Regions from separate parts of the Homo sapiens genome. Here all the other regions are linked to region 1. Evidence: chromatin contacts called from ENCODE Hi-C or POLR2A ChIA-PET data. All regions are on one chromosome and are shown on one strand. The core of a region is the stretch at or near the end of the contact, and the rest is flanking DNA. Distances in the headings are between cores, read along the strand shown.

Region 1 (4,210 bases), core at 654-3,153:
GTCCTCGTAAAGCAAAAAAAGTATTGTGAGTAATAAAGTTGAACTACGAATTAAAATAGTTTTTGTATATGTGTGGTAGTCCAGATTATCTATACATTTAATTACATTTTGTGTCTGCTATGAATTGACTTAAAGGAATTGTCGGATATGTCGTCTCACTCAAGGCCTCATTGTTGACAAGTCTCAATTTTTTTGGAATTTAGTTCCTTGAGCTGTAAATGAGAAGACTGGGCTGTATCTCAAAGGACACTGACAGCCAAAATAAGTTATGGCACAGGGAATTTGGCCAGGCCTGGATCAATCTTTGATGATAATAAAGAATGAATTCATAAAGCAGAAACATTAATTAAGCGAGAGAAGAGAGTTCTCCATCTTTATTTGCAACCAGAGCAGACACAATGTGTTTCCTGTCCTTTCTGCAAGTAGCCATGGGAAAGGGGGGGAGGGGAGAGAGGACAGGGACAGGATGTCTTTCCCTGACATGTCACTCAGCAGCCTAGATCTTTACATTTTTTCATGGCCATCAAGTCTGATAACCCACAAGTACGTCCTACAAAACGTAAGAATTTCAGATAACTTGTTAGGGTGACAAAATAAGTGCTTAATTTCATTTGCATTTGTTAAATTGTTTTCAGGGGCCTTCCTTTTTGCCACTGTTGTAGTGTGAATTTATAGTGACATATTGTCAGACTTCGGAGAAGGCAAATATTTACAGAGAGTAACTTGAAAGGACTTTGGTGTACCTTTGGTAGGCGGATGCTGTTGCCAGTTGGCAGGTGAATCGTGAAAGAAACTGGGAACAGGACAAGTGAAAACGGAGAGGGGCCAGGATATCTAAGACCGCGCTAGGGAGCAGAAAGGGAACTTGCTTTTTCAAGGTGGTGTAGCTTTTAAATTAAGCCTTTGTGATATTTGATTATACGCCAATCTTTGATGACAGAAACGATGTCATTTATCTTAATATTCCCAGCGCAAGAGAAAACCGATAATCAAAATATTTGTTCAATTAAGTAGAGTAAAAATCAGCGGGAATAAGATAGGAAAAATGAGACCGAAATAACAGAACATCTATTATTGGATGCTAAAACTTTTACAGGATTTACTGCAGGAGGACTGCAAAGGGAAAGAAACTTCAACGGAGCAGTTTTTCAGATGGGCTGTCAACAAACCACAATTTGGAAGCAGCAGCAGAAAGCTGCGGCGTTGTCTTAGAAAGGTGATCGGCGTTCCTTAGAAATGAAAACTGGTCAGGTAACAGGTTTGAGCCCCTCGAGTCAAAAGAGAAAGGCAAGAGCGACAGCGACCCGCAGATTGGCAGAATGGAGGAGCGTCTAGGGTGAGAGAAACTCCGAACACGAAGCCGAAGCGAGAGCACGCAGGGCAGCTGGCGGGAGAACCCCGGTCCCGCGGCCGCACCGGGTAGCTCGCTTTGAGCCTGTTCCTTCACAGAACGGCCAGGAAGCCTTAAAAGATGTGCAGCTCGGGCAGGTATCTTGGCGTGACAACTTCCGTGTGTGTGTGTGTGTGTGTGTGTGTGTGTTTTTGAATGCAACAGGGTGCGCCGCCCGCGAACTTCCGCGTGCGAGGAAGACTGGAGACCCGCCCGCCCGCGCCCAGCCGGCCCCAGAGGAAACCCGCTCTCCCCGCCCAGCCGGCCCCCTACGCGGCGAGCCGGGGCGGGGCGGGCCCGAGGCCACGCCCAAGCTGAGGCACAGCCCTACAGGCCGCCCGGGCCGCGCTAGCCCGCGCCCCGCCCCGCGACTACATTTCCCGGCAAGCCCCGGGCCGCCAGCGCGCCGCAGTTGACCCATTTCCCGGCCCGTCACGGGCTCGGCCGGCCCCCGCGCCCAGGAGGCTGCTCCCTGCTGACTGGGGTGTGGGCGGGAGCGGCGGAGGGAGGAGGAGGCGCTGCTTGCCGCCGCTGTTGCCTCCGCTGCTGGGCGCCGGGGCAGCTCCCCGGGTATCTGCGGCCGCCATGGACGAGCAGGCGGGTCCCGGCGTCTTCTTCAGCAACAACCACCCGGGCGCCGGCGGTGCCAAGGGGCTCGGGCCTCTGGCGGAGGCTGCCGCGGCCGGCGACGGGGCGGCTGCGGCGGGGGCGGCCCGAGCCCAGTACAGTCTCCCGGGGATCCTGCACTTCCTGCAGCACGAGTGGGCCCGCTTCGAGGTGGAGAGAGCCCAGTGGGAGGTGGAGCGGGCGGAGCTGCAGGTAAAGACCCTCCCGGCCTGGCCGTCTTCATCCCGCCTCTTTGCTCCCTTCCGCCCCGCCCCGGACCCTTCTCCCCCTCCCCCAGCCTTCTCGCGTCCCCTCCCCCTTTGCTGCCGCCCATCCCACCCGGAGCCCCGTCCCCTTCTTCTCTTCGCCTTTTGCCTTTCGCTGACCCCACCTCGACCCTGTTCTCACTCCCGCTCCTGGTGCGTTGTTTACCCTCCCCACGCCTGTTCGTCCGCCCCATCCCACTCTTAACTCCCAGACTCATTTCAACTCTCTGGCCATCCTGCATCTCAGGGCTGCCCTCTCGGTTTACTAATTGGGCTGGCAGTAGTTTTGAGAGACGCGGAGCAAATCGTCCGCTGCCCTGGTGTGCCCCTTCCTAGGTCTAGAGACAGTCTCCGCAGAACGTGCCGGCTTTGGCCCCTCTCTTCAAGGAAGGTGATCAAGAAGACAACAGAAGTTGTGTCAGGCCTTGAGTCGAGGCGAGAAGTTGACGTTGGGCAAAAGTGTTATTCATATATCAGATCCCTTTTTTTATATATGTAAATGTCTGTTCTCCACTTTCTTCCGACCCCCCGGCCCCCTCCCACGTTTCTTTTAGGTATTTCCAATTAATGCATTTTGAATGAAGGACCTAGATGATCGCAGTCAGAGAGAATGGTTAAGAGGTGGTTCCTGTTCTCAGAATCTGAAACTTCCCAAGGGTTAATTTTATGTTCAGTGTTTTGGGAGATTTTCTTGTGCTTTAAAAGGAACTAAAGGGACTTTGAAGTTAGTTACATTGCCTTGCATAATCTGCAAGATAAAGTATATCCAGGGAGGAGATAACTGTGGGCTCTGAAAAGAATGAAAGTGAGGCTGATACTTTACAAGCCATTCAGAATTGGTGAATAGGTTTTCAGTGGTTGTTCTTAAAACTTCCAGGGCATACACACCAATTTCAAAAGGAACTTAAAGAACTATGAATAGTTGTGCCTTTCTGTTTTACGGGCTAAGCCTGTATACTTATGAAATTTGAGTATAGTTTTAGTTGGCAAAACACTTGAGTTTAAAATGCTACCCAGTGTGTCACTTTTTTTGGTAACATGTATTTGGCGCTTAAGAAAAAAAAGAAGAGGAGAAATCTGTTAAATAGAATCATGTGCTGGAACAGGCTCTGGTGTAGTGGAAGTGGCTGTGGAAAGAGCGAACACACAAGGCTGTAGTAGACAAGGTTATAGTAAGGGCTGTGTTTGTTGCTAGCTCTGTGACCTTGAGGAAATCCTTTAACCTCTCTGGGTTTCAGTTTTATCATGTATTTTATTCAGCACCTGTGTATTGAGTGCCAGCTGTGTGTCTAGGCCCTGTGTTGAAAGAAAACCGACCAAGCTTCTGCCCTCATGGAGTTTATGTTTTAGTGGAGAGGCAAACAGTCCAGCAAATGCGCCTATAGAATATAATGGCTTATAGTGGCAACTGCTGTGAGGAAGAAATAAGTCAGAGTTCAGGAATAGCGTGTGATAGGGGCAGCTATTTTAGATGGGGTAGTCAGGGTAGGCCTCTGAGAGATGACAAATGAGCAGCTGAATGAAGTTAGGGAGTGACCAGTAGTTTCTATGATTTCCTTGTAAGTCTGTAGTTACATGTTTATATTATTTGGCAACTTTTTCATTCCTATTGTTATATTGCTGTAGTATTTAGTCGATCTAGTCTATCTGATATTTGCAAGTCTTCTTTGACCTTGTTTATATAGTCTCCAACAAATTTGAATACTTACAGATTGATCTTTATTAGCAGCGCATTCTATAAAAGGTGTGGATTTCAGGATTCAAGGAAATGTTAAAGGCAAAGTTTAACTTTAATGTTGTGCAGTTGTGGGGAATGATTTTTGTATTAGTTACTTAAAATTTAATTTCTTTTCCAGTTTTGGGAATATAGATAACTCACACTAATTTGGTTAAAAAAAAAAAAACAAAAACAAAACACACACACACACCAGAAAACAATGCTTACCTT
Region 2 (4,210 bases), core at 1,109-3,608, 1.8 Mb before region 1:
AGGAAATGGAGACCGTCCTGGCTAACATGGTGAAACCCCATCTCTACTAAAAATACACGCCTGTAATCCCAGCTACTTAGGAGCCTGAGGCAGGAGAATCACTTGAACTGGGAAGGTGGAGGTTGCAGTGAACTGAGATCACGCCACTGCACTCCAGCCTGGGCAACACAGCGAGACTCCATCTCAAAAAAAAAAGTTTTTGTGGTTACATTTATTTAAAGTCCTTATCTTTTTCTTTTTTTTTTTTTGAGACGGAGTCTTGCTCTGTCATCCAGGCTAGAGTGCAGTGGCGCGATCTCAGCTCACGGCAAGCTCTGCCTCCCAGCTTCACGCCATTCTCCTGCCCCAGCCTCCTGAGTAGCTGGGACTACAGGTGCCTGCTACCACGCCCGGCTAATTTTTTTTGTATTTTCAGTAGAGACGGGGTTTCACCATGTTAGCCAGGATGGTCTCGATCTCCTGACCTCGTGATCCACCCGCCTCGGCCTCCCAAAGTGCTGGGATTACAGGCGTGAGCCACCATGCCCGGCCTTAAAGTCCTTTTCTTTTAAGAGATATAGTGAAGTATTTATAAACAAAATTATAGGCTGGGGACGGTGGCTCAAGCCTATGATCCTAGCACTTTGGGAGGCCAAGGTGGGCAGATCACCTGAGGTCAGGAGTTTGAGACCAGCCTGGCCAACATAGCGAAACCCCGTCTCTACTAAAAATACAAAAAATTAGTGGGGCATGTTGGCACATGTGTGTAACCCCAGCTACTGGGGAGGCTGAGGCATGAGAATCACTTGAACCTGGGAGGCAGAAGTTGCAGTGAGCCAAGATTGTAACTGCACCACTCCAGCCTGGGCAACAGAGTGAGACTTCATCCCACCCCCGAAAAAAAAAAAAAAAAAAAAAAAAAAATATATATATATATATATATATATATATAGTAAGAATAATTTCTATGCCCAATTTCTATGAAGTTGCCTGGTCTGATAAGGTAATCCATAGTCAGAACAGCATTTAGATTCAAAGGCAGTTAAGTTCTCATATGTAGGCCGGGTACAGTGACTCAGCCTGTAATGCCAGCACTCTGTGACGCTAAGGTGGGCAGATCCTTGGAGATCAGGAGTTTGAGACCAACCTGGGCAACATGGCGAAGCCCCGTCTCCACAAAAAATACAAAAATTAGCCAGACGTGGTGGCAAATGCCTGTAGTCCCAGCTACTCGGGAGGCTAAGGCAGGAGAATCGCTTGAACCTGCGAGGTGGAGGTTACAAAGAGCCGAGATCTCGCCACTGCATTCCAGCCTGGGTGACAGTAGAACCCTGTCTCAAACAAACAAAAAATTCTTATATGAAAATATTAATAATTAGCTTTTCATTTATCTGCTTTCTTAGTTTGTCTATAACATACAGGCAGCACAAAGGGGTGTCAAGATTTCAGGCAAGTAGGATGCATACTCACTTGGCAGAGACTGGGTCTGTAGTTAAAACCCATCCTTTATACTCATTCTTCTCACTGGCTGTCACTCGGACCTCTTTGTAAATGTAATCTTGCCATTCTAAGGGGCCTTTCTTCATCCATTCACTCATGATTGCCACCTGGCTAAATCTGAAACAACCACCAGTGCTGGTTAATATATGTTCCACGTAAGCAAATGTCTTATCCCTAATCTCCATCCTATCCTAGAGACAGAGAACATCTGTGATTTGCCTCAAGTTCGTAATAAGTAACTTAATACAATTAAGTATTAATGCATGTACTGATAGGAACTGATACTATAGTTGGGGAAAAGAACACGTGTAAAGGCTGCTTGAGAATTTTTATCAGGAAAAGGAAAATAGTTAATATGTACAATTCGGCCTAAAGCAGAGGGGTCACCGATTTGCCGCGGGTGCAGTCTGAGGAAATTCATCTGGCACAGGTCTATTCCGATCCACAACCACATTCCAAATCGCTTTCACTCTGGCCTGCAGATGATGCTCAAACCCTTCAACTCTGCTTTTCCTTCCATCGATCAAAGGAGTTCACCCCACTCCTCAACTGAACCAGAAAACTCTCCTGATATCCACCCACGCGCTCTCTGGCTCTGTGTCTCCGCTGGATCCCGCCATCGAGAGGCTCCCCCGATTTATGACAACTGCCCCTTAAAATTTGTTTGAAGGATGCACAAACGAAGGGCCAGCGGCTACAGCTCTAGAGCTTAGATTTCTGGTCCTGTCCTGCAGCCACACGATACCTAACACTGTACTAAAAACCAAATGGTACTTAACGTTTAACCCTGACAAACGAGAAAAATACCAGTTAAAAAACTCCTCGCAACTCTGGGTACTCAGCAACCATGCTTTGAGGAAGGATCGTTGAGCGGAGACCGCCTGAGACCAGCATGCTTTGCGCCGATCGTCACTTCCTTCCCCCAGAAACCTCTGTTTTGTAGTCCTACTTGGAGGTCTGAGAGTCGCGGGACCTAGAGTGCAGGGTGCGGACAGAGTCTAAGATTGTTCTGTAATAATAATAATAATAATGAACCGCCATGTCCTCTAAGGCTATCCCTCTCCATTGCCACGACGGACAGTTCAAATAATCTTTTTTTCTTTAAAGAGGAAAAAGCGGCCGGGCGCGGTGGCTCACGCCTGTAATCCCAGCACTTTGGGATACCGAGGCGGGTGGATCAGGAGTTCGAAACCGGTCAGGAGTTCGAGACCAGCCTGGCCAACATGGTGAAACCCCGTCTCTACTAAAAATACCAAAAATTAGCCGGGCCTAGTGGCGGGCGCCTGTAATCCCAGCTACTCAGGAGGCTGAGACAGGAGAATCGCTTGAACCCGGGAGGCGGAGGTTGCAGTGTGCTGAGATCGCACCATTGCACTCCAGCCTAGGCAACAAGAGCGAAACTCCGTCTCAAAAAAATTAAAAATAAAAATAAATAAAGAGGAAAAAGCTCGTGCCAGGTCCTCAATGATAGTAGACTTGGAAATGCACTTTCGCCTTAGAATCAAAGCACATGAACCCTCAGAGTAAATCCTAAAGCTCTAGGAATGTGAGGTGAACGTGCCGTGGAGAAGAGCGATAGGGTTGCTACAGGAAAGGGGTCCTGATCCAGACCCCAGGAGAGAGTTGTTGGATCTCGCGCAAGAAAGAATTCAGAGCGAGTCCGCAGTGCAAAGCAAAAGCAAGTTTAGTAAGAAAGTAAAGTGGTGAAAGAACAGCTGCTCCATAGACAGAGTAGGATGTTCCCGAAAGTAAGAGGAAAGTGTCCACCCTAGATACAATAGTCCTATGTATGAGGAGATGCGCTCTGCTACAAGGGTTTATGATAAAGGATTAATTTTCTTAATTACTATATTTTTCAAGCATCAATACTATTATCTTTAAAGCAAAATTAGGAATGCCTTTGTTCTCCAGGTATTGCGATATCTGGACACTCCCAAGTCTGGGTCTGTTTAGTAAACTTTTTTTTTTTTTTTTTTTTTTTTGAGACAGAGTCTCACACTGTCACCCAGGTGGAGTGCAAAGGTGCGATCGAGGCTCACTGGAACCTCCACCTGCCGGCTTCAAGCGATTCTCGTGCCTCAGCCTCCCTAGTGGCTAGGATTACAGGCATGCACCACCACATCTGGCTAATTTTTGTATTTTTAGTAGAGACGGGTTTTTGCAATGTTGGCCAGACTGGTCTCAAACTCCTGACCTCAAGTGATCCGCCCGCCTCGGCTTCCCAAAATGCTGGGATTACAGGTGTGAGCCACCGCGCCCGGCGGTAAACGTTATTAATGTCTTCCCTTAACCGTAAACATCTAGAGGCTGGGAATGCCTAACTTTCTGAGAATGCAGACCAGCAAGTCCCAGCCTCATTTTCCTAGCCCTCACTCAAAACGGAGTCACTCTGGTTCCAACGCCTCTGACACGGCCAAGGTATTTCTTGTTTGCTTGGCTTGTATAGGCAATTAAAATGCCTGCTCCTTTGGGATGTGCCCTCAGTACAATCTTGAGAAAGGTGCAGAAGCTGGAAAGAAATGAACCAAACCGGGTTGAATTTTGTCTAGCAGATCACTCTCTATAAACCCCTCCAGTGGAAAAGTGCAAAAGACTTGCTTCTGCTACGGATTTCTGGTCACGCACTTAACTGGCTTCTGGCATGATCCAGAATCTTTTTTAGGACTGAAAAACGGTACAAGGTGGTAAACGCTGAATTCCTGGAAATGTAAAAACCAAGGGAGATTTACAA
Region 3 (4,210 bases), core at 1,213-3,712, 1.7 Mb before region 1:
TGCAGTGAAAATTAAGTCTCCTTCCCATCCTCTGCACCCTGGGCACCCAGGATCCTTTCTTAACAACCACTGTTACCAGTTTATTGTTAACATAGGTTTTAATGCACTAGAAATGTAGTATCAGAGCACCATCAAAATAGTAACAGAGTGTTGTATATCTCCCCTGTAAGAGTCACAGCCCACACCTCTACAACAAACACAGGGTAACAAGAGAAAAGCAAAACAGCTGGGCACAGTGGCTCATGTCTGTAATCCCAGCACTTTGGGAGGCTGAAGTGGGAGGATTGCTTGAGGCCAGTAGTTCGAGGCTGCAAGTCAGCTATAATTGCACTACTCCACTCTAGCCTGGGTGACAGAGCGAGACTCCACCTCTAAAAAATAAAAAATACATAAAAAAGCCAAACAAATTTATTTGATTATAGTTTTATGTGACACGGGAGCTTTCAGAATGAAGACCGACAGATACAAGGAAAACAATCCATTTCTATGCTTAGGTCCAATGGAACATGGACAGCCATGTAGAAATATGATTGGACCAAAAGGGTAAGATCTGTTGCTAATAGAGTGAGTGGGGAAACTCGGCAAGGCCTGTGTTCAGATTTTTCTTGGCCTCCCCATGCAGCATTTCTTCCTCCGGGTATGGGGCAGGACCCCTCTGGAATGAGGGTCTTAATTTCTTTATGGTCAGCTGTTACACAGAAAGGCAGAGGGAAAGGTTAGAGTATATTTTTATTTTTTTGAGATGGGGTCTCACTCTGTCGCCCAGGCTGGAGTGCAGTGGCGCAATCTCGGCTCACTGCAACTTCCGCCTCCCAGATTCAAGTGATTCTCCTGCCTCAGCCTCCCAAGTAGCTGGGATTACAGGTGCCCGCCAGCAGCCTGGCCAACATGGTGAAACCCCATCTCTACCAAAAACACAAAAAAATTAGCCGGGCATGGTGGTGTTCAACAGAAAGCTGAGTTTTGTTTTTTTCCCTGAGGAATTGAAATTTGCTCTCTGTTTTTTAAGATAGAGTTTCGCTCTGCCACCCACGCTGGAGTGCAGTGGCGCAATCTTGGCTCACTGCAACCTCCGCCTCCTGGGTTCAAGCTATTCTCCTGCCTCAGCCTCCTGACTAGCTGGGATTACAGGCACGTGCCACCATGCTCAGCTAATTTTTTTGTATTTTTAGTAGAGACAGGGTTTCACCATGCTGGCCAGGCTGGTCTGGCCAACATGTAACCATGAGCCAAGTTACATATCTTACGTATCGGAAGAACCAAACAGACAGAATGACACACCAAAAGGAAAACCTCAAACCTCCTCTCCAGCAGAATTTGTCTACGCCCCAACCACTGAGCAGAGAGTATTAACTCTCAGTTTCCCTTTGCCAGCTTTATTTCACACCTCATTTTCTGTCTAGTTACACCATGGTGCTAAGAGAGCATGATGTACATTTTCCTTTGCTGCAATCAAGCTGCAATTGTCATTCTTTATTTATGCAATTACTGAGTTAAAGTCTATCTCCCCAGCCAAACCGCAAGAGTGGGGACCTTGTCTGTCCTGTTTAATGAGGTCATCGGATTAATAGAGTTGTCAAATGTATTAATTAATGCCTGATCCTAATTGCCCATGGATTCTGGGATAAAAGTCCATCCTAGTTGGTAGGAGACCTGATCTCTGAGAAGACACTGAGTTGGTCTTCTCTATTTTGTTCCTAAATGGTTATTGGGTAGCTGGTGTACTAGGCAACCACTGAGCTTAGTGGAGCATTTCTGAGACAACCAGGCCTCAAAGAGAATCTGATCAAGGAAGAAGGAAGTAGAAGAGGCAAGTATTTGAATTTCCTTCTTCAGAAGGGAAGAAGTGGGAGCCACACCCCCTCTTGCCTGCTCTTTCCTCTCCAGCCTTCTCCAGGTATCAGGCAGTTCAAAGATTAGGCAGTTCAAAGATCGCTCCAGGATCGCTGAAGTGTATCATACCATCAGCTGACCTTTTACGTTAACTGGGGCAAAGCCTGAACGGATAACCAGAGGCCAACTGCCATAGTTTATTTATTACAGTTTTTCCCAAATGCTGGATGGCCACACGGCCCTCTATGATGCATGCGCTTGCAAGTCAGACGGTCCCAAGCTAGGCGACTTTCCCCCTTGGTCCCTCGCATTGCAAGTGGCCCGCTAGATCCGGGAGGTATGTAGCGTGGGCCTGGGGCCTGCTCGCAGCCCAGGGCACAGTTCAACCCACCTTCCAACTCGGCGAAGCCAAGCACCACGTCCGAGGCTCTCCCCTGCCTGTCTTTGACCTCTAGGGCTGTGATCGTGCAGCCCCAGGAGATGATGTCCACTCTCAAGAGGTCTGACTGCAGCTGGAACTTCTCCACTGTCCCTCCTCCCGAGGGCAGCTCTCCAAACACGGCCCTGGTCACCGAAGCCATAGGGAAAGTTTGGCGTGTGCAGCCACTGCCCGCTCTTCAAACTCCAGCGCTCGCTAAGCTAGAGGCGACCCAAGTTTACAGGAGAAGGGGCGTGACTCGGCTCAGACTCCTCCCTTTCCCTGCCTGGATTTAGGGAGTGACCGTTCCTGCAAAAAATAGCCCCTGGGGCCTTTCTAAATCAATCATTTGCCTGAGGGTAACAAGAGGGGCAAACTTTGCAGCCACACTTGTACTTTTTTTCCTTGGCTCGTCCTGGTTGCATTGCATGTTGGGAATGGTAGTTTTTGGGAGGTGAAATTGCATTTTGGGGCTTGTAGTCTTTCTAAACTCGAATCCTGGGTTGACGGGGTTCTACCCCCATCTCCCCACACCTCAACATGTAATGAGCTGGTCATTAATGTCGGTGGCTATCAGACGAAGAATGGGAAAATACAGATAGCAGACTTACAGTGAGACCGATCTTGGGAAAAAATTAGATTTTAACTCTTTGATACAGGGGGTAAGAAGTACAGCAGTAGTTGGCCGGCTCGGTGGCTCACGCCTGTAATCCCAGCACTTTGGGAGACCGAGGCAGGCGGATCACGAGGTCAGGAGATTGAGACCTTCCTGGCTAACACGGTGAAACCCCGCCTCTACTAAAAATACAAAAAAAAAAAAAAAAAAAAAAAAAAAAAAAAATTAGCTGGGAGTGGTGGTGGGGGCCTGTAGTCCCAGCTACTCGGGAGGCTGAGGCAGGAGAATGGCGTGAACCCGTGAGGCGGAGCTTGCAGTGAGCCGAGATCACGCCACTGCACTCCAGCCTGAGTGACAGAGCGAGACTCCGTCTCAAAACAACAACAACAACAACAACAAAGTACAGTAGTAGCTTAGAAATGAGGTAAATCATCTCAGGCTTCTCTGCACACAGACTTACTGAAGATTCACTCTTTTTGTCCCACGGATGAAGTCCTGGACATGGTTCTGTTAGAGCCACTGCCCAGAAGGCTCTCCTGACGGCCAAAGCTGTGCCAGCCTCGAGGAGCTTGGACCAGACAGGGTCAGGTAGATGGATTAGGCCCTCGGTGTGCGGAGGTGATTAGAGACAGCCTCAGACTTATTTTACTTCAAGGGACTGGAAAGGGACCTCTGGTGTCTTCTGGCTCCTGAAGTCCACAGTTCCTTTAAGAAGGGATTCAGGGAACAAGTATTGATTGAGGTCCTTGTAAATGCCAGGTACTGAACCTTTGTTATCTCCTTTTCTACAAGTAGGATGGAGTCTTCAGGTATGTACAGTTGGAGAGGAAAGACACTAAGGTTATTAAATAATTGTCTTGCTTGATTGTGTCTCAGAATTTGCTGAGGACATTTAAAATGCATATTCCCAGTCCCCACCTCTGGAATTTCTAATTCTGGAAGTCTAGGGTGAAACTCAGGAATCTGCATTTTTCATGTTCCCAAGTTATTCTTCTGCAGATTATCTGGGACCAGATTTAGAGAAATATTGCTCTAAGGCTTGATGAGTAATCTGAATTTTTTTCCCCAAAAAAATAGGCTCTGATGGCAGAAGGATTAAGATAAAGCTATTAAGGGCCTTAATGAGATAACATACAGGCACCTATGTACTTCCTTGCTAAGTCTGGCAACTTTAGAGGAGTACTGAGCCTAGGAAGTGGGAGGATGCTGGGAGCCTAAAGACAAGTTTTACTCAAGCCATCTGCATAATCATCTATCTTTTCTTGATACTGCTCTTGGCTTGGTTCCTGGGTACTTCAGAGGGTATCCAACTAGACTGGGGTGAGTGCAGAAATGAAATGCAT

The links. A loop is a pair of places that touch in the nucleus more often than their neighbours do. ChIA-PET counts read pairs that join two places held with the same protein, here RNA polymerase II (POLR2A). Pooled maps may share reads with other maps.
Region 2: a loop to region 1 is called in a map of B cell, with 5 times the contacts of the local background. The contact joins the promoter of GEMIN6 here to the promoter of STRN in region 1. A Hi-C loop is called at or near these places in 3 of 168 maps with a recorded cell type or tissue (B cell, CD4-positive, alpha-beta T cell and naive thymus-derived CD4-positive, alpha-beta T cell) and 7 of 50 pooled maps.
Region 3: a loop to region 1 is called in a map of naive thymus-derived CD4-positive, alpha-beta T cell, with 13 times the contacts of the local background. The contact joins the promoter of GALM here to the promoter of STRN in region 1. A Hi-C loop is called at or near these places in 1 of 168 maps with a recorded cell type or tissue (naive thymus-derived CD4-positive, alpha-beta T cell) and 7 of 50 pooled maps. POLR2A ChIA-PET finds 5 or more read pairs at or near these places in 1 of 52 experiments (GM12878).

What each region holds. Positions count from the first base shown.
Region 1 is chr2:36,964,229-36,968,438 of GRCh38, reverse strand. STRN (striatin) reads left to right here and starts at 1,903. Exons shown (of 18, transcript NM_003162.4): 1 at 1,903-2,209. The coding sequence starts at 1,976. RefSeq lists a silencer at 1,413-2,222.
Region 2 is chr2:38,776,358-38,780,567 of GRCh38, reverse strand. GEMIN6 (gem nuclear organelle associated protein 6) reads right to left here and starts at 2,358. Exons shown (of 3, transcript NM_024775.10): 1 at 2,287-2,358; 2 at 1,450-1,596. The coding sequence starts at 1,577.
Region 3 is chr2:38,664,366-38,668,575 of GRCh38, reverse strand. It overlaps GALM (galactose mutarotase), which reads right to left and starts at 2,462. Exons shown (of 7, transcript NM_138801.3): 1 at 2,225-2,462. The coding sequence starts at 2,414. RefSeq lists enhancers at 1,685-2,197, 2,198-2,710.